Linked DNA regions of Homo sapiens: region 1 is linked to region 2. A link is a loop called in an ENCODE intact Hi-C map of the cell type or tissue named here. Cell type or tissue: ascending aorta. All regions are shown on one strand. Links, peaks and the distances in the headings refer to the core of each region. The heading gives the core; the rest is flanking DNA. Region 1 overlaps KLF9-DT (KLF9 divergent transcript). Region 2 overlaps TRPM3 (transient receptor potential cation channel subfamily M member 3).

What was found. Hi-C counts contacts between places; a loop is a spot of excess contacts. Peaks named below come from ENCODE experiments on the same cell type or tissue, not always from the same donor. Only the 100,000 strongest peaks of a DNase experiment are listed, where the experiment ranks them.
Region 1: it touches region 2 in a loop (3-fold over the local background); 27 of 110 quality-filtered maps call a loop at or near these places.

What each region holds. Positions count from the first base shown.
Region 1 is chr9:70,497,443-70,507,364 of GRCh38, forward strand. The region is part of intron 3 of KLF9-DT (KLF9 divergent transcript); the gene reads left to right. Among named protein-coding and RNA genes, the nearest start is that of KLF9, 88 kb to the left of the region's middle. In ascending aorta, for the core only: no CTCF peak of the experiment used is centred there; no DNase peak of the experiment used is centred there; H3K27ac peaks cover 4,753 bases.
Region 2 is chr9:70,584,275-70,594,196 of GRCh38, forward strand. TRPM3 (transient receptor potential cation channel subfamily M member 3) reads right to left here. Exons shown (of 26, transcript NM_001366145.2): 22 at 6,757-6,931. Among named protein-coding and RNA genes, the nearest start is that of KLF9, 170 kb to the left of the region's middle. In ascending aorta, for the core only: no CTCF peak of the experiment used is centred there; DNase peaks (open chromatin) are centred at 3,227 and 5,667; H3K4me3 peaks cover 757 bases; H3K27ac peaks cover 6,472 bases.

The DNA of each region.
Region 1 (9,922 bases), core at 1,326-9,325, 87 kb before region 2:
CACATTCTGATAGTGTTCCTCCTCGGTTTAACAACTTTCCATGTCTCTCTATTATGAATGAGATAAATTCCAAACTCTGGTCTTAGCATTCAAGGCCCTCTTTACACTGGCTCCAATTGAGTTTTCTAGTTTTCTCTCTCTAGCTTTCCTTTCAGGCTGGCCAGCACACTCACTGGCCCCAACAAGGCCTTGAACAATTTCGGTTGGGGTTCTTTACTCATCCACACTGACCTGGGGTGCTCCTTCTGTCTTCCTACCTCTCCTCCCAGCCTCCCTGGGTTCCCAGCCTCCTCTGCCCTTGGAACTCCGCAGCCTGGTCTGCACCTGTTGGTGGCATCCAATGTTTATGTCTCATTTTGTGCTGGGGTGGGGTGAGTAGCTGAATGTCCCACTGATTGCAGCCAGCATGAAGGTTCACCGGCCCACCCCTCACCCCATGTGTCATCAGTAACGGAAGCTAGCAGAGCCAGGCAGAAGCAGGCTTGGCATACAGAATCCAAATATTTTCCTGATTGGTGATGAGGTATTAGGAATATGTGAAGAAGTGACTGTGGATAACTCAGCCATCTTCCAGGGACAGCTGCCCAGCTCATACTAGGATGGGGATTGGGAAGAGATGATCATAAATTGTCTGCTAGAGGTTCTTTGAGGTTGACCCAGAGGTACATTCTGTTATTGCCAAGTTTGGATGGAGGGGTAAGAAAAAGGCAGAGCAGAGAGGGAGCAAGAAAGGCAAACTGGGGAGGGAAGATGAGACAGAAATAAAGAGAAAAAGGCAGGTCAATGTGGGGAGGAGGAAACTGGAGGGGGATGGATTTGGGGATCCTAAATCTCGCTTTTCTCAAAGGAGAAAACCCTGTAGAGTGGCTTCTACTATTTCTATGCTTGCTTTCTACTCCAGGCAGGATATACAGCCCCCATGCTGCCCAATGCCCCAAGTTGCCTGCGTTGATTGATCAAAAAGCAGCTCTAGGCCGAGGTGATCTTCCTTGGTAATCTCATCTCTGTGCTGTGCATGCTTTTCTTTCTGTGTTTTTGATTTAGTTTGTTTCAGTGGGAAGGGCTGATTTACACCTTGAAGGAATTATTCTGAGTCTTAGAGAAATAACCAAAAGGAAAGAGCTAAAGAGCGGCTGCCACATCCCAAGTGCCTGACCTTTGTCAGGGTGGCCTAGAGTCACATTTTGTAGCAGAAGTTCCCTTTGGGCATGCAGCCACCTGGAAGTGGGCATGTCTCCTTTTAGGGTCCCCAACTAGGCCTCTCTAAATCAGGCCAGGCTAGCAGCATTCTGTTTTGAGGCATTTTGACTTTTACAAATCTGTAGCTCCCTTAAAAGCAAAGGCAGATGCTGCAGAAAGTCCTGACCCTTGGGCTTCTCTAAGGCCTGTGGTTTGACTTGCATTAAGGTGAGGGTGGCCTGCTGGCCCCGTCTCTGCACTCATTCCCATTCATGAGCACTCCTCACCTGGCCTACTGTAGCAAATTTCCAAGAAGTGTTCTTGCCTTTATACTCTCCCGTCTACTTCATTCTATGTGCAGCTGCTGGGTTAGTTCTGTTAAAGATCCCCTCTTATCTTGTTCCTTCACTTAAAAATCATCACTGGCTCCCATTGCTCATGAAATAACTAGTTTGTGCAATCAAGTTTCTCTGCTTACTCCAGAAGGTACAAACCCCATATACTCTTCCATTCTTCCCTGAGGGCAGGCTGGGGAGCTGGGGAGAAGTGAAGGACCACATGCTGGGGCCCTGAGAATCTACGCATATCCCATTCCCAGTTCCAGAGGGTACCACTTGGGTTGCTGGTGCTGAGACAATCCTGTTTTTTTGGCATCCTTTATACTCGGGGTTCCCTCTTTTTGCAGGCTTTCCATCAAGCCTTTTAACAATGTTTACTTATATGTTGTGGTAAAGGGAGGCTCTAGATGATAACAGTAAGTTTGCAAATAACAGTAAACCAGTGATTCTTGGCCTGCATGCTATCACATCCCTCCTCCCATATCCATGGCAGATGTGCTGAATCCGTTTTTGCCCACTGAGCCCAGCTGAGGCCTCAGCCTTTTCAACACTACTCCAGGCAGTCATTCCAATCAATCGAATTTGTCCAGTGAGATAAAATCTATTTGTTATCCCTGTACTCTACTCTTTCAGGGTGTGAAGCATCAGACCTTGTTGTTTGATGGATTTAAGATTGGATATAAGAAGACATGGACAGACCCTTGAAGTCGACCCAGAAGTGGCAGGAGAGCTCACAAATTTTGAGATAATCATATTTTGAGATTTAACCAAAGTTTCTCTGCTTCTGCCCCTAACCTGTCCCTGAATCCAGACTAAAGACATTCTGCTTTTATTCTCTAGATGAATGAATGACTTAGCAAAAATGCAGAGAGAAAGCTAAGAGTCTAAACAGACTTTGAAACTGCTGGTGGAGATGGGAATTTGAGAAAAAAAAGAAAAGCTTTTGAGGTTCAAAAGCTTAAGTTTTGGAGTTTCAAAAGCATGCCTCCTAAGGGGATTCAGGGCATAGAGAATATGTGATGAGTAGAATGAAGAACAAAAACAGGCAAACACTGAAAAGTACCCTAGAGTGGAGTTGGAGGGGGAGAAAAAATATTGGTTCCTGTGCCCTGAACGTCCCTGGGCCAAGTCTGCGTGAGGAACAATGGAGCCCCAGGTAGGCTGGGGAAACTGAGGCACAAGGGACATGATAGTGGCGTGGATGGGACACAGGAGACTGTGGCCATGAAGAGGAACTGGAATAACATAGCAGAGGACCAGTATGGAGGTGACATGAAGGACCTGGTAGACCCTGCCCCTGACATCTTGGGAGCCCTGAGGAAATGGAAATCTACAGGCATCCTGAATTTACTGAGATTAAATTTCTTCCATTGAGCAGAATGGGAGCTGAAAAGGGCACACTTCAGCTGATATTTGTACACATGACACATAGAAAGACATCATGCAAACTATGATTATGAGGTGACACTTTTGTTCTCTTGAGACAGGGTCTCACTTTGTCTCTCAGGCTGCAGTGCGGTGGTATGATCACAGCTCACTATAGCCTCGAACTCCTGGACTCAAGCTATCCTCCCACCTCAGCCATGCCACCATGCCCAGCTAATGTTTGATTTTGTAAAGACAAGGTTTTGCCATGTTGCCAAGGCTGGTCTCAAACTCCTGGGCTCAAGCAATTCACATACCTCGGCCTCCTAAAGTTCTGGGATTACAGGTGTGAGCCACTGCACCTGGCCTGAAGTGACACTTTCTAGGTCTTTGTCGTGGCCTGGCAAGTATATTGTTGGTATACACCTTTTCTTAGGAAGCATCCAGCTCACTGCAAGGGTCCCCTGTATCTGGAATTCTGGGTGTAGATCTGGTCACTGCCCTTCAAGAAGGACCTGCTGTCTCTGGAGAAGGTTCAAAGATGGCTAGAACTGAGAGAAGCAGGAAAATTGGGGGGCAGTGCTGATACACAGCACAGCTGTGAGATTATGACCGTGGCTGAGAATGAACAAAGCTGTAAGGGATTTAATCAGAGTTGTCAAGGGTGAGGGCTGGGCCCCATGGATTGCTCTTGAAGCCCTGGAGCACTATAAATACATAAACTAGGCCTACTGCAAATGAGGTTGGAGGGAAGAAAAGATATTCCAGTTCACAGAAGATAATATACCTCTAGGACTGTTAACCCTTTAGCAGTATACAGGTTAGAAATATAAATATTTTTTAAAAATGGATTAGATTGGGGCTTCCTGAGCTTGAGATTATTGGCTGTATGGGATCGATACTTCTTTATTGTGGAAGGCTGTCCTGTGCATTGTAAGATGTTTAGCAACATTCCTGGCTTCTACACATTAGATTATGGTAGCATCTCAGCCCCTGCCCTGACCACAGCTGTGATAACTGAATATATATTCAGATACTGCCATGTGTCTCCTGGGGGGCAAAATCACCCCTAATTGAGAGCCCTTGTGTTAATATAATGTTCCCAAAGGATGGATTACACAATAGAATCATGCAAATAGAAAGTGGGGCCTGTACTCTGGAAATACTGCGTTAAAACAAGCTAAACAGAGCATTTTATTTTTAGGACCGCTCAGGTCTGCAACATGCCAAATGCCATGGACTGAATGTGTCTTCTCCAAATTCCTATGTTGAAGTCCTAACCCCCAAGGTCATGGTATTAAAAGATGGGGCTTTCATAGGTGATTAGGTCATGGGGGCATAACCCTCAGAATTGGGATTAGTGCTCTTATCATAGAGGCCCCAGAGAGCTCATTTGCTCCTTTTACCATGTGGGGGCACAGCCAAAAGACAGCGGTTTATGAACCAGAAAGCTGGCCCTCACCAGACACCTAATCTGCTGGTAACTTGATCTCGGACTTCCCATTCTCCAGAACTGTGAGAAATAATTTCTGTTGTTTAGAAGCCCGGTAGTCTGTGGTATTTTGTTATATTAGCCTGGATGAAGTAAAACAGCCAGTGTACACTTTAAATCTCTGAGAGGGAACATATGGGATTAGCATGCATTGAATATGCTCTGGGCATTGCTACATTAGATACATTCATGGACTATAAAACATTAGAGTTAATAGTAATGAAAATGTCATTAGTGCTTTACAGATGAAGTGTCTGCCAAATAGACTTGTTTTTTCCTTATTACAATCCTCCAAGGTAGATATAATTATTTCTTCTTATAGATGAGAAAACTGGGACTCAGAGAATTAAAATATTTGCCCATGGCAACGCAGCCAACAGATGGGGAGACTGGGACATGAACTGGTTTTAGATTCTCAGTTCTATGTTCTTCATAGGGTTCTGTGCTGCCCCTTGGGTGTGCTCTCAGAATTTGAAATTGATGCTGGGCCAGAATCAAAGTATATCCTCTTTCTTGGTGACACGGACTCTTTTATATTTAAAGGTCTCTGGAGAGACATTGTTAGCTGGGTCTGTATTACATGGGCTAATAGAAGGCTTGATGAAAAAATATAGACTATCTTCAGCATGGTGGAAGATAAAATTAATTCTAATTTTTTTTTTTTTTTTTAAACAGAGTTTCACTCTGTTGCCCAGGCTGGAGTGTAGAGGTGCGATCTTGGCTCACTGCAACCTCCCCCTCCTGGGTTCAAGCGATTCTTATGCCTCAGCCTCCTGAGTAGCTGAGATTACCAGCATGTGCCACCATGTTGGGCTAATTTTTTGTATTTTTAATAGAGATGGGGTTTTGCCATGTTGCCGAGACTGGTCTTGAACTCCTGAGCTAAGGCAATCTGCCTGCCTCAGCCTCCCAAAGTGCTAGGATTATAGGTGTGAGCTACCACGCCTGGCCATAATTCTAATTTTTTAACTAAATCTTTTTTTGTCTTTTCTAAAAATGAGAATTATGTAACTGTGTTGCTTAATATTTTTCCTTGGTTGCCAGGAAGCTCAGATCTAAATTTTTCATCTTGTCTGACAGTTTTGTGGCCCTTTCCCTTGGTTTTGTTGTTTATTGTATGTACTTTTACAGGATTTGTATGTTGTCTCAAACTCTTGGCAGATAAAAGGGATGTATAAATACCTATAACTGATAAATGAAAACTTTCCAAAATATTCACCCCTTAGAAACAAAACACCACTGGCACAGTGCTTAAAAATGGTTCTATCTGGTTTTATTTCCTAATGATACTGGAACATTCACATATGTATAAGCTGAAGCTAGGTGAATGATAAATAGACATCTATAGAGGATAATTTATTATTTTAAAAAATTAATTAAACTGATATTCAAGGAGTGTTCTGGGTTTTCAAAGCCCTCACCTAAACATTGTTTTATTTGTTCTTGTCAACTGCCCTGTCTGAGTGCTGGAGCAGGTATTACTGATTACTGTTTTCATTTGACTGCTGGTAAGTAAATGCAGGCTCAAATATTTTGGGTGACTTATTTTTGCTTTCTAATGTTATTGGCCCAGACTAGCTAGTGGAAGAGTTTAGAAATAGATCTGAATCTTTCACTTCCAGATGGGATGTTGGACCTGAGTGGGGTGGTAAATCTGTGGTACATGTACTGAAGCGTCCTGTCCCCCCCAACTCCCGGGTCCAAGAAGTGCCAGTAGCATCTCTAATTGATCTACATTATCTTTTCCCATTGAGCCCAACCGTAGCCAGAGTCCAAAACACAGTGCTCCAGACATACATCCTCAATTACATAACAAAACCCATACTAGAACTAGATTTTTTAAAAGGATTCCATTAAACTCAACAATTCTCAAATTATATGACTGTATACTAGTAGAAACCTGAGATCATTGAACACAATGAATCTTGTCTGTAGCATCTGTGTGGCAATTTAAAAAGTAGTGGATAGGTCATTTGGGGATAATCTTCATTGTTCTCATTTGTTCATTCCAGCCGGGTGTGGTAGTGCACACCTGTAGTCCCAGCTCCTCAGGAGGCTGAAGTAGGATCACCTGAGCCCAGGAGTTCAAGGTTGTAGTGTGCTATCACTGTACCTGTAAATAGTCACTGCACTCCAGCATGGGCAACATAACGAGAACCCATCTCTAAAAAAGAGAAAAATTCATTCCAGTTTGGATGACACTATCTTAAACGAGTCATTACTAATAGATACTAAAAACAGAATTCGCAAAACATTTACAGCAAATATTATACCTTTAAAAATTCTCCTGCCAGGTGCGGTGGCTCACGCCTGTAATCCCAGCACTTTGGGAGGCCAAGGTGGGTGGATCACGAAGTCAAGAGATCGAGACCATCCTGTCCAACATGGTGAAACCCCGTCTCTACTAAAAATACAAAAAGTTAGCAGGGCGTGGTGGTGCATACCTGTTGTCCCAGTTACTCAGGAGGCTGAGGCAGGAGACTCGCTTGAACCCGGGAGGCAGAGGTTGCATTGAGCCCAGATGGCGCCACTGGACTCCAGCCTGGGCAACATAATGAGACTCCATCTCAAAAAAAAAAAAAATCTTCTAGTTACTTCAGTTATCCAGCACTAAATTAATTTCTTAGCTGATATTTTGAGTTCTGCAATCATAGTAATGGCAAATCTAGCTAGAGGTCCAAGATTTTAACATGGGTCAAGATTACAGGGTAGTAGATATAGATAGCTCTTTCGGAAAAGGGAAAAATGTCTCCTTTTAGCTTTAGAGAATGGCTTAAGCAGAACCCAGCTCTCTATCCTCACAGACACTATGATCTCAGGGTTTTACGTTTTTTGTTTTTTATTTTTAAATCATTACTTTCTCCAAAGTCTTGCCTTTTCTCTGGCTTGCAGTATACATTAAGAGCAATTAAAATCAATGCCCTGCTTTTTGCATGGTATTATTTATCATAAATTTGCTTCCTTTGATGTCTTGCCATAGAAAATACAAGATTTTCCTCTGTCACCATTGATGTATAAGATGATCAAATCATAGCTTAGCATTTTTTAACTAAGGATTGTTTGTTATTTTAGGCCATGCTCCCATTCTTTTTCATCCCGTTTTTTGATTTCGTATGAATGTGCAAGAAAATGGCCAAATGATAAAGGAATATTTGGACCATTGGCTGACAGACATGTTTCCTCTTTCTCCCTCTTTCAAGTATAAGAGATCCTGAGTCTTGCACGATAAAACCACAAACGGAACTAAATTATGCTGAGCAAAAATACATTCTTTTACTGAGAATTTCCCAGGAGTTTTGATATTTTTGACTCTTGCTCACTAAATATGGAAAAGATTGAGACACTATGAGAAACAGGGGAGCTGTTCTGCCATTTTTAGACCTTTAAGAAATTGTTTCATACCTTTAATGCTATGTTAACAATACATTGGAAATCTCCCTGCTGAAAAGTCACAGCCCTCTGAATGGTAACAGTTTCTGGAGATGTTCTCTAAGCTTCCATTTTAATATAAATAATAAAGCTCTGTGAGTTATAATTTATATTTTTGAGTGGTCTAAATGTTGTCCAACATATGGAAATGATAGAAATAGACATTTCACAGCATTTTTCTTCTTCAAGCAGTCAAAACTCCTTTAGACTTAATTTTCTCATTTGTTTCCTATCAAATCCAGGTTCACATGATTATCCAAATTCAGTGGCATGTCAATGGAACTCTGGTGGAAAGTGCTTGTGTACAAAGGCTGGGGAGGAAATTTTGTGCTTTCTTTTTCTTTTTCTTTTCTTTTCTTTCCTTTTTCTTTTCTTTTTTTTTTTTTTGAGACAGGGTGTCACTCTGTCGCCCATGCTGGAGTGCAGTGGTGTGATCTTGGCTCACTGCAATCTCGACCCCCCTGGGCTGAAGCAATCCTCCCATCTTAGCCTCCCAAGTAGCTGGGGCTACAGGAATGTGTGACTGCACCTGGCTACTTTTTTGTTATTATTTTTTTGTAGAGATGAGGTCTCACGATGTTGCCCAGGCTAGTCTCACATTCCCGAGCTCAAGCCATCTGCCCGCCTCGGCCTCACGACGTATGTACTTTCTTATTAATGTGTAGGACACTTTTAATGAAGAAATAGATATGATCAGGAACTTCGGTTAATGGGGTTTATTTTAGGGATATGATTGTAGAAGGCAAGAGAAGGTGGAACGATCTGAGCAGTTAGATGCCTCAGCTTCACTGAAAATGAGTGCATTCTTCAATGGTGGTTAGGACTCATTAAAGATTTTAGTTATTTGACGGCAGTTGCATCGATCCAAGAGCAACTTGGTTACCTGTGATACTCCTGACTGTTCCACATTTCACCCTGGTACCATTTAATGTGTTCTCTATTCTCTATCCCTTGTGGTACATTCAAATTTGTGCAAATTGTTACCTAGAGTTCCCCACCCCCGACCCAAGACTTCAGAGTTGCTGTTTGTTGTCTGTCCAGGTCTCTTCCCTTAGGGTTGTGAGCAGCCATTGAAATTTATTGCCTAGAGACATTGACTCAGTAGGGTTGCAAAATGATAGCATTCTAATTTTGTCATGCTTTATTTGCTGGAACACATCTGTAAAGAGAAACTTTCCCATGTAAACTATTTGGTTGCCTTGACATAGAGTCCCTTTGGAAAGTCAAAATAAGTGCTTGATTCTCTTCTGTTTATTACTTTCAAGATAATGAGTTGGATCCTTAGGAATTTCCAAAAGTAACCAATGACGGTGCTTTTTAAAAAATCACTATGAACGTATTGATAGAAACATACCTGTGTTTTTAATGTACTGAAGTTTTTATCTTTAATTGATGGCCACATTTGCCCATCTTAGACCAATATGTTGGTTCCCAAGTCCTTTGGTATGATCCTAGGATTCTGATAGCTTCCTTGCTTTCAGGTATGACAAGATGTTCTAGGTTCATTTTGTACATTTTTGGTTTTTAGACCTGGAAGCAATCATCTCTTTAAGTAGATTTTTTTTCTTAATAGTGGAAAATGATATTTAGAAAGCACAATTAGGGTGCCAGAGGAACTCATACACTGGGTTGGTTGTTGTGTGTTAAGTTTTTTAGGTGATAAAGCCAGGAAATTTTCATTTACATTTTAAAGATAAAATACATCATGCATTCAAAGTAAAATTTCTTGGCCAGGCACAGTGGCTCATGCCTGTAATCCCAGTACTTTGGGAGGCCAAGGCAGGTGGATCCCTCGAGCCCAGGAGTTTGAGACCAGCCTGGGCAACATGGCGAAACCCCGCTAGTATACCCCAGCCTGGGTGAAAGAGCAACCCTATTAAAAAAAAAAAAAAAAGGGTGGTGCCGGGCACAGTGACTCATGCCTATAAGCCCAGCACTTTGGGAGGCTGAGGTGGGCGGATCACCTGAGGTCAGGAGTTCGAGACCAGCCTGGCCAACATAGTGAAACGCCATCTCTACTAAAAATACACAAAATGAGCCGGGTGTGGTGGCACATGTCTGTAATCCCAGCTACTCGGGAGGCTGAGGCATGAGAATTGCTCGAACCTGGGAGGCAGAG
Region 2 (9,922 bases), core at 1,134-9,133:
GTTACCTTTTCAAGTAGAAGTTGCACATTTTTCTACATTGTGGTTCCGAGGCAATGTCTGCATTTTTATTGATATTCTTTGCCTTTTCCAAACCACTGTTTTTCACTCTTGTGCAAAAAACCCTTTCTTTTTTGAGTTTCAGGTCATCCTGATCAAAGTCTTCCCATTCACACCTTCTCCTGTCATTATTGTGAACAACTTCAATATCTGTATTGATAAACACAGAAGAATCTAGCTTCAAGATACTTGACCTCAACTCCAGCATGTTCTAGAACCCATCCTCATAGCTACCCCTGGACCTTATCATTATTCTAAACTGCTTCACCTCTTAATTCTGAACACCAATTTACTATTGCCTGACCACAACATCGTATAATCACGGCCTTCAGGACCTTTAGTCAATGTAATTGCTTCTCAGGCTAGAAACCTAGTCCTTTGATTATTCCTTTTTCCTCTGGGGTTTTCACCAACTTTATACCTTTCTTTTCCCTTCATCTTACACCTCACAATGTATAACTTCAAAAACCCTTGCAAACATCTTTAATAACCCTAGTCCCTGTTCCCTCTCTGCCATGTGGGCACAGCAAAGCCTCAATCTTGGATTAATCCAGCCATTTGTCTTTCCTGTACTATATCTGGGGTGCAGAGTCATGACTGGGGAAACACACAACTTATCTATGCAAATAGGTGGCCCAGAGCAATCCTGTGATATGTACCAAGTCAGTGACATCTGCCACTTTCCTAGTGGTGATTATAAGACATCACTCTTCTCAGAGCTCTACTGCATTGTGCTTTCTCTGCCCCTCCTGCCCCGCTGATACATATACAGCATTTCTCTCCCTCTTGCCTAGTAAATGCTTTGTCCTGTTGCTGATTTACTCTTACATCACTGCAATTGGTTTTTGCGCTTGCACTGAAATAAAAATGTCCTGGCAAAAGTCACCAGTGACTTCCTGAAGGACTAACTGAATGGACGTCTATAAATATTCACCCAGTTGGACTTTTCTCTTGCATTTGACACCGTTGACCACTCAGTATTCCTCTCTGGCCTTCTCTTCTCTTTCTACTTGTGCCCGCTGGTAAGCTCACCCATCATGGCATTAACCATCACGGTGGTTGATCCCTAAATCTCTATCTCCTGTCCAGCTTCTACTAAGCTCCAGAGTTCTATGTGCAAAATAGCCTTCTTCATGGTTTTCCTGGAATTCCCATAGAAACCTCAAACTCAATTCAATCCTGACAGAAAAAGTCCCCATACCCCCATAGTTCCTTGTCCCAGATTCTCTATCTCAGTGAATGACATCACCCTTTAGACTAAGCCAGAAACCTTGGCGTAATCTCCAGCTCCTCTGTTTTAAATCCCCATCCACTTTTCCCACTATCACCCTCTGCACCATCTGATTTCTTTCCAGGTTCTTTTGATTGTACCTTCCTAAAATCTCATCCTGCCTGTTTCCTCCATTCCAGCTGCTGCTGCATTAGAAATTTCCTCTCACCTCTCACTTCCCACCTCTACCCCTCTTATGGACTTTCCACATTTTTGCTTGGGAGCTCTGATTAAAACATACATCTTGATCATGGTACTATTCTGAGCATGGAGTGTAAGTCCTCCAGGATCTGTACCCCGTCTGTCTCCTCAGACCCTTCCGTCCTACTTCCTATCTCTTGCCTCTTACTCTACCATCAGCCATACTAAATATCCACTGCTCCTGGAACTTTTCATACTAATTCGCAGTTTGGAAGGCCATTCTTCTCTCCTTACACCTCCTGCTCTCATCTTCCTGAAACATCAGCTCATATCGAGCGGCTCAGCTCAACCCTCCCTTTCTCTGCAAGGTCTCATCTCCCACCCCAGGTAGAACTGGCTACCTTCTTTGGCTCCATCTCTACACATGTATCGTCAATGGCAGCTTGCCTTTCCTGGACTGTAAGCTCCTTGAAGACAAAGCCTCCGTCACATGTATCTCTGTGCTCTGGTTCCCAGCTCACAGTACAAACAAAATAAATATTCATTGACTGAAGAAAGAATTCAAAGTGGAGTCCAACCTGTGAGAAAATGCTAATTAAATGTTATGACAATAGAACAAGTGTTGATCAAAACAGCGTCCGGAATCATCACAAAGTCCTGTCTGCAGATAGCTCTGTTATTTGTAAATCCATTAAGCCTCAGTTTGTATTAGTAAACAAGTCAGGTGGGTATTCTCTATAACGTGAGCTGGCTTTCAGGGACAGAAAATGAGGATGGTGCCTCATATTGGCTTGCTTCCTTAGCAATTTGTGAAAACAAAACCCAACAAAACAAAACCCTTTCCCAAAAGTTGGCACTGGCTCAAGTTTTCCTTTTCCAAAATACTTTTTTGGTCAAGCAACACTCCCCACGCTATAGCTGTTAGGCATTAGTGTGCTCTGAATCCATTAGAGAAGGTCAGTTCAGAATACTAAACAGATGCACAGCCCTGAGTCTTGAGAACTGGAGTTTCATGATTGCAATGCATAACAATAGTCATCTTCGTTCATGCTGCTCTAAACTTCACCATAAGCAGGCGTATTTTAGAGACTGGCTCCTTGAGATGTTCTGATTTCCACATGGGAAGTGAGGAACAATTAATTTGAGGCAGAAAAATAATTCAGGAATGTGTTTTGGCTTTACATGCACACACATGACAAAAACAACACTTTAAATTCAGTCAACATCACAGAGACAACATGGACACAAAGGAGCAAGGATTTTTTTTTTTTATAGCAAACCTTTGTACTAAATATATACATACATAAATAAAGCAAAAACAAAACAAAAACCTTCCTACCCCAGACTACCTATTAATTTTAGATGGAAAAGCCCTAGGCAGTAAGAAAAAAAAGTAACCCAGGCATTAAGTAGATTGGATAGCTAATTTGGAGTGAATGGAAAGGGCTAGATAATATTAAGTTGTCATGGTAGAAAGTAAGTTTTGGACATTCTGCTTTCACATTACTATCTAAACTTGTAAAAATACTCAGAGAAGCAGAAAGGAGGACTAAATTTAGACCCTTACTTAATGCATTCAAGAGCATGATTCATTTTCCTCCTGCCCTGGTACAGCCTGGGGAATCTGAATATACAGCCAGCAGCACATGGATGCCCTGTAAATAAATGAAAGTCGCATTCATTCAGGGGCTGGAGAAAGCCAGAGACACCCCGTTTTCCCTGCCAACAAAGGTGCACTTCTAGGCACCTCACACACCAGAATGCAGAACCAGATTTCTAAGCTGGCAAGAGTCCATCTAATTTTAGCTTTGCTCCGGCCTTGGCATGAAATGCTGCTGGGGTGGAAATGAATTCTGCTGCTCCTCTTTTCTAAGTGGCTTTTCTCCTCAAGCTCCAGTGGGATCCTGACCAGCTCTCAGAGGCCATGCCACATGGGTCACACTGATGAGACTACCCAAAAGGGTGTCATCATTTGGTAGCCATGCATTTAACAACCCAGGGCCTAAGTTGTTTCATGGTAGCCCTTAGATTGGTTCTTGGAGAGCTAGGATTCTATATAGCAAACACGTGAAGACAATTTTGGGCTATTTGAAAGAAACCAGACAAACCAAAAAGGAACCAACCACACAACAACAGCAAGTTGCATTCCCACGAATTAAATCAAGGTGGTAGGCAAAGTTTCCGGGTAGAGCGGACAGTCACTGTCCCTTCCCCAGGTTCCTTATCTTCTGCTTCCAATCACATTCTCTCACTCTCCTCTGCTTCCAAACAAAACAAACATTTCAGTCTCCACAGAGAACTTAGATTAAGGCTGAACTATCATTTGTGTTTAGTTCAACATGGCTTAGAGGTGAAAAGCACCTAAATTATGTTGTGACTTTACAGCGACTCCATTTTCTTTCCTTTGGGTTTAGTTTTAAGCACATTTGGAAAGTAACCTTAGAAGTTTCATTCCAGTATCTTAGGCTTTATTGATCTTATCGATCTTTGATCTCTGTGTTTAGAACAAATAACAGAAGAAAAGGTGGAAGGCATATCAAAGATCTGTAGCAAGGTAACATTGCCTCCCAGAAGTGAGGGCATCAAAGCCGCCCTCTCTTCTGAGGTGTATGATTGATGTTAAAAACCCACCCCAAGGGCCCTATTGTACATCCATATACGTCCAACCCAATTAAGAAAGAGTATTTTCCCAAACATGAAATGGGCTTAGCAATTCTGAAGTAAAAAAAAAAAAAGAGTTAGCTATGGAGCACACGCATTCCGTTAGAAATGAGTCACTCTGCGAAGGTGTGTTTGAATGAGCAGCATTTCAGAAGGCCCGCACGGGGTACACCCACAGGATGGGACTGGAGACCCTGGGAAGGGCTGTGGGTCCAGGCGGATATGAGATCCGATCAGCCTGAAAACATGCTTCACAAACCAACCTGGGCACGACACAGAAAAGAGGCAAGACGTCGTAGGGCAGCATAAAAGATTTGTACCTTTCTCAAATAGCTTGGTACTTGGGACTCCAGAGCAGTTCTGAATGACCAGCTAGGGCAGTCACCCAATCCCCACTGGGCCCATCCAGGGCCATAACATGAATATTAAATCATTTGGAGGACAGGAATGTTCAATGACCTTGGCCAAATGTCATGACAGATTTTGGGGGCAGCCTTCTATATCCATTTGAGAAAGGACAAATACTCACTAGCACTAGACAGAAAACTGGCTGATTTAGCTTAGAACAGTGGCTACCATTGTAGCTCTTTCAGAACATCGAAAAGGAAGGTAAGTGGTTGGGGAAGGGCATCACGAAGGCTGCATCTATCCAAGGCTGGGTCAGTTATACATTGAGGTTTGGAGTCGAAATTTATTCTCACACACGTAGAGCTCCACAGATCTAATTAACAGTGTGGGAAATCTATTTTCATGTTTCACTCACACAGAACACATCTTCTCTGTCTCCAGGGGGTTTTCAAGTTCTAAACTACAATCAGCCCTTCTTTTAAAATAACAATAATAAATCCTCTTATTCAGCCAGATGGTGGTGTTTGTTGCACTAGGCTGGGTTCATAGTACAACATCAATAAATGGCCACTTGTAGAGGGACAGACAGAATCCCATTTATAAAACACACCTACACCTCCCTCCTTCTCCCATCCCAAAATGTGGCATTGTCAAAACTTCCCTGGGGGCTTAATCTCATTTTGGAGCAGAAAGGAAAACTAAAAAAGGCAAAATAATGTAACTAAGTGGAAAAACAATTTCTTGGGGGGAAATAGCACATTTAATCTCTGAGGAAAATGGTCATAGGTGGGTTTTTAAAAAGTGTTGTTTTGCCTTTAGGGACTGTTTGAAAGCAGGCTCTCAAAAGGATTTTCCCCAGTCCCTGGCAAGCTGTCTTGGTGAAGGCTGCACATTGTCAGCCAAAGATATTACAACCAGGAGATGGAGTTAAAATTCTTCCTCAGTGAGTTGGCTAAGTCTCATGAAACAAGTATTTGTTCCAATTAGGTGTTCCAAAAAGTCTTGATTGCCTTAGATAACGCATTTTGAGAAGGAAAGTGTGTTTGTTCAAAATCCATCGTGGAAGAATAAATGACGTACCGGTGTGTTCTGTTGCCAACGTACACATCCTCTTCACAGGCCTGGAGGACTCACACTCTTTGCTGCCTTGTCCCTATTTTCCTGGTCTCAGTCCTACCGGGGATGGGCAGTGGGAGTGGGGATGCTAACTAGTCTCTGCTCCTGCTCTTAATAAGCTATACTACCTGGTTATGCAACCCTAATCCATGTCCACAGTCCAGGGCTCAGACGGCTGGCCTGTCAGCAAAAAAATGTCTGAAAAATGTTAATTCAACAATGTTGGAGGGATGTTATTTCCAGAACTAAACTCCTCAGGGGAAATGAGAAATCATTGCTCCTGGGATTCAACTCCTCCACACTGAAAGATGTTTCTTTAATGATGCTTTCTTCCCAAAAAATTTCCCAATGCCTGGTGTGTCCTGACATTTGGTCCCAGTAAAATCCTGGAACAGACTCCTAGGATACAACTATCTTCAAACTCCATACAAAAGGAGTGTTTATTACAGAGAATCGGCATCTATTAGGGCATGAAACCTTGGGGGCTTGCTGGCATTCACTCCCCACACTGAATCGTTTCATAATATAGATACTATTTTCTTTTTGGCATTTATAGCAAGCAACTCAGTTTATGACCTAAGGCATTTTCCATACTTCCAGGCAATGAATACCAGCTTCCTATGAGTCTCAATAGCACATAATTTAAGACAGTGGGAAAGGGAGTTGGAGAATAGTTTCCAGTGCAAGAAAAATACCATGCAGATGTTTGCCCTTACTCTTGAATTCTGATGGTGAAATCGAGCATTGTTTATTTGTTCTGAAGTCCAACTCAAGAAATTTATTTTCTAAAGGCTGGGGTAGAGGTAGGGAGGTAGTGACATAAAATATTCCTGATACTGAAATATTCAACACATGGCCCTGGGAGTTTGAATCATAAAGTAATTTAGATCTTTCTAAGTGGTTCATTGTTTGATCAAATTTGGTATACCAGATGTCGATTCGTGTCACAGAACATGACATACCTAAAGAAATACCCAAGAACTACTTTGCTAAAATTGTGTATTCACCTTCTGTAATTTTTGTTTCCTCCAAGATAGCAAGCTAGGAATCAGTCCTCTATCTTGAGCCATTTATTGAGAACAAACAAATGAACTTGGAAAAGACATAACCGAATTGAATTTAAATACCTGACTTTGGTGTATGAGAATCATAAACTTGCTTACGGTCTATCTGGTCCGCAAACACTTCCCCATAAATCATCCAATAGGGCATGTAGAAGATGTTCTTGGCCAGTTTCCATGATGGCTCCTCATTGGGAAAAAGGATGGCTTGCCTGGCGACCCCAAAGCTCATCAGAACCACCAGCATAATGATGACAAAGTACATCATGTCTATCATCTGGAAGGGTGGGGAAGCAGAGGGAGAAACAAGAGAAAACCCATATGATTGAGTGTTCTTATAATTGCTGACAATGATGGGAACCTTTGGAGGAGGTCCACTTTCTAGACTGCTGGGAAGGGATGTTTAGACAGGGAGTTGTGTCCAGATAAGAAGATGCTTGGTCTGTTGAAGCCAGTGTCCACAGAATTCTATCAGTGACTCAAAAAACATTTCAAAAAGTGCACACACAGATGAAGCCTCTTCGTTTTTCATTGCTGTCTGTGGGACCGAGCATAGGTCCCACATAGGCTAGGCATAGGAGTCATATAAATGGAAGCTTAGGCCTCTGTGTGAATCAGGTGCTAACTTTTTCTCTGCTCCTGGGGGAGGCAAGTGTCCTCTTTGGGTCTCTTTCTTCTTAGAGAAACTGGAATTGGGAGAGTTGAACTATTCCAAGAGCGACTGCAATGCTGTAAACCTCCTTTCTAAGTTCTGAAAGGCTAATGAAAAATTGGAAAGCTCAAAAACAAAACAAAACAACAACAACAAAAACTGCCTATAAACGAAGCTAGGATAAACCAAATATCCATTATATTCTTATTCTTGTGGCCCCACCCCACTGCATAGTATTCTACCACCAACCAGTCTCTCAGAGAAAATGGCTGTTTGTATACTTCTCCTGCAGGGTATCCCATTGGCTATGGAGGGTGTTTTCTTGGGCATTAGAATCATGCACCCTAATGACTCAGACCTGTACCTGCTGTAGAAATGATGGATTTTCATCTTGACAGGTTTATAAAATCCTCCAGGCTGCTCTCTAATATAATGTTATCTCTTGTTCCTCATTCTTCCTTCTTTCCATGATGTATGTTATTTGGGATCTGTTTCTTATATGCCAAATTATTTTCCTTTTATCACTCAAAATATTAAATAGATGAGGATGCAATAACTATTGATTTTTTTTCTGGCCAGAACCCATTACCTCCTCCTTTTATAAACAGTTTCTACCCAGTATGGCCACAAGGTAGGTGTGTTTTCCAGGCTACGTTAAATATGATACTGGCCCCGGCAAGAGTGATAGAAGCAGGGATTTGACCAAGACAGGCCAACCAGAATCCTTGTATTGGCTTTGCTTTGTTTTGTTTTTAACTAAAGCTGGGAGAAAGAAGTTCCTTGTGTCTCTGTAATGGGGTGAGTTCATAGTATTTGTATCTGACGCTGAGTTCTCCGCCAGTGAAACTGATCAGAGTAAATGAAGCCGATTTGCAAGAGAAAGTGAGCAAAGCTTGACAGTGATTGGGTCCCTGTTTGCAGTAGCCCCTAAGGCCAGTTTCATTATGCCCTTCATAAGTCAATATATCCCTTCTAGGCTTAAGCTAGTTGGAGATTGGTTTCTATCGCTTGCATCAAAACATAGAATACAAAAGACTTTCTCTTAGATACCATACTTCCTGAAGGGATGCCCATCCACAAAAAAAAGCCTAATGCTAATTTTATCAATGATAATGGAGGCTTCAAATTAGTTTTACAATTTTTTAATTTTTATTTTATTATTATTTTTCAGATGGAGTCTCATTCTGTCACCCAGGCTAGAGTGCAGTGGAGCGATCTCGGCTCACTGCAACCTCAGCCTCCCGGGTTTAAGCAATTGTCTGCCTCAGCCTCCTGAGTAGCTGGGATTTCAGGTGTGCACCACCATGCCCCGCTAATTTTTTTGTATTTTTAATAGAGATGGGGTTTCACCATCTTGGCCAGACTGGTCTTGAACTCCTGAACTTGTGAGCCACCCGCCTCGGCCTCCCAAAGTGCTGGGATTACAGGTATGAGCCACTGTGCCCGGCCACGATTTTGTTTTAAAAGAGTGTCTGTTATTGGAATTCAAACATTATAGCCTTCCTTGTATGCCTTAGGACACTGGGGTCTAATCAATTTTCAAGGCAACTTCAAAATGCATCTCACAAGTGTTGCATGACTTAAAAACCAAACAGGAATATCTTAAAATCTGACATCCATTCATATTTTTAAATAGTCTTTAAAGTTGTATGCTAATTAGTTATTTCTTCTATAGTTTAGTGGTCTCAGAACTCTTTTAAAGTGAGCAAGCCAGCTGTGTTGAAAGTTTTATAGAAAACATGGGTCTGTTTTTCATCCTCTCTCTTATTTTATAAAATTCTTTCATCATTTATTTACAAAAAGTTCTATCAATGAAAAAGCACACATGGGTCCTTCATGTTGTGTTTATTTACACTGATTAAAAGATGGGTTGGGAGAGGAAGGTTTGTGCTCATGAGATTTAGAAGCTAGTTTGACCCAAGGAAACTCAGCCAGTAAATACAGAAACTGTTCTAATTTAATTTCTCAGGATTGTTTTTGTTCAGATTGATTGTGCTATCTATCCAAAGGGTCAAAACAATCAAAGAGAAGAAACATTTTTCCCAAACACTTAGCTTCATATATTTCAAAGAAGTCTTAGCTTTCATACAAATACCAAAATCTGATAGAATGCAGTGCAGAAATAGAGCATTATTAGTGAGAACTGGGGCTGGCCTCCTTTTTTAAAGCTAAATTATCCAGTCGGTTCAATATTAAGAGAGCTGATCCTGTCCTAATCTTGTAAATATCTTTCTGTTGTGTTCTACAGAGGAGAGTATATAATATATATTATATAATTTATTATATATAATGTAATATATAATACACATATATATAATATGCATTGTATAATATACATTATAATGTATAATGTATATATAATATATAATGTGTATATAATATATATTATATATACACTGCAGTGGTTAAACACATGTACTTAGGTGTCAGAATACCTGGGTTTTCATCTTGACTTTGCTAGTAAAAATAGCTACATGGAAAAAAACTCACACAAAACGAGTAAAAATAATTACAAAAACAAAATAAAGGCTTCCTAAATGTTAAAAAGAAAGAAAGAAAGAAAAAGAAATGTAGCTAGGTGGCCTCGGGCAAGCTGCTTAATCTTGTTTTATTTTA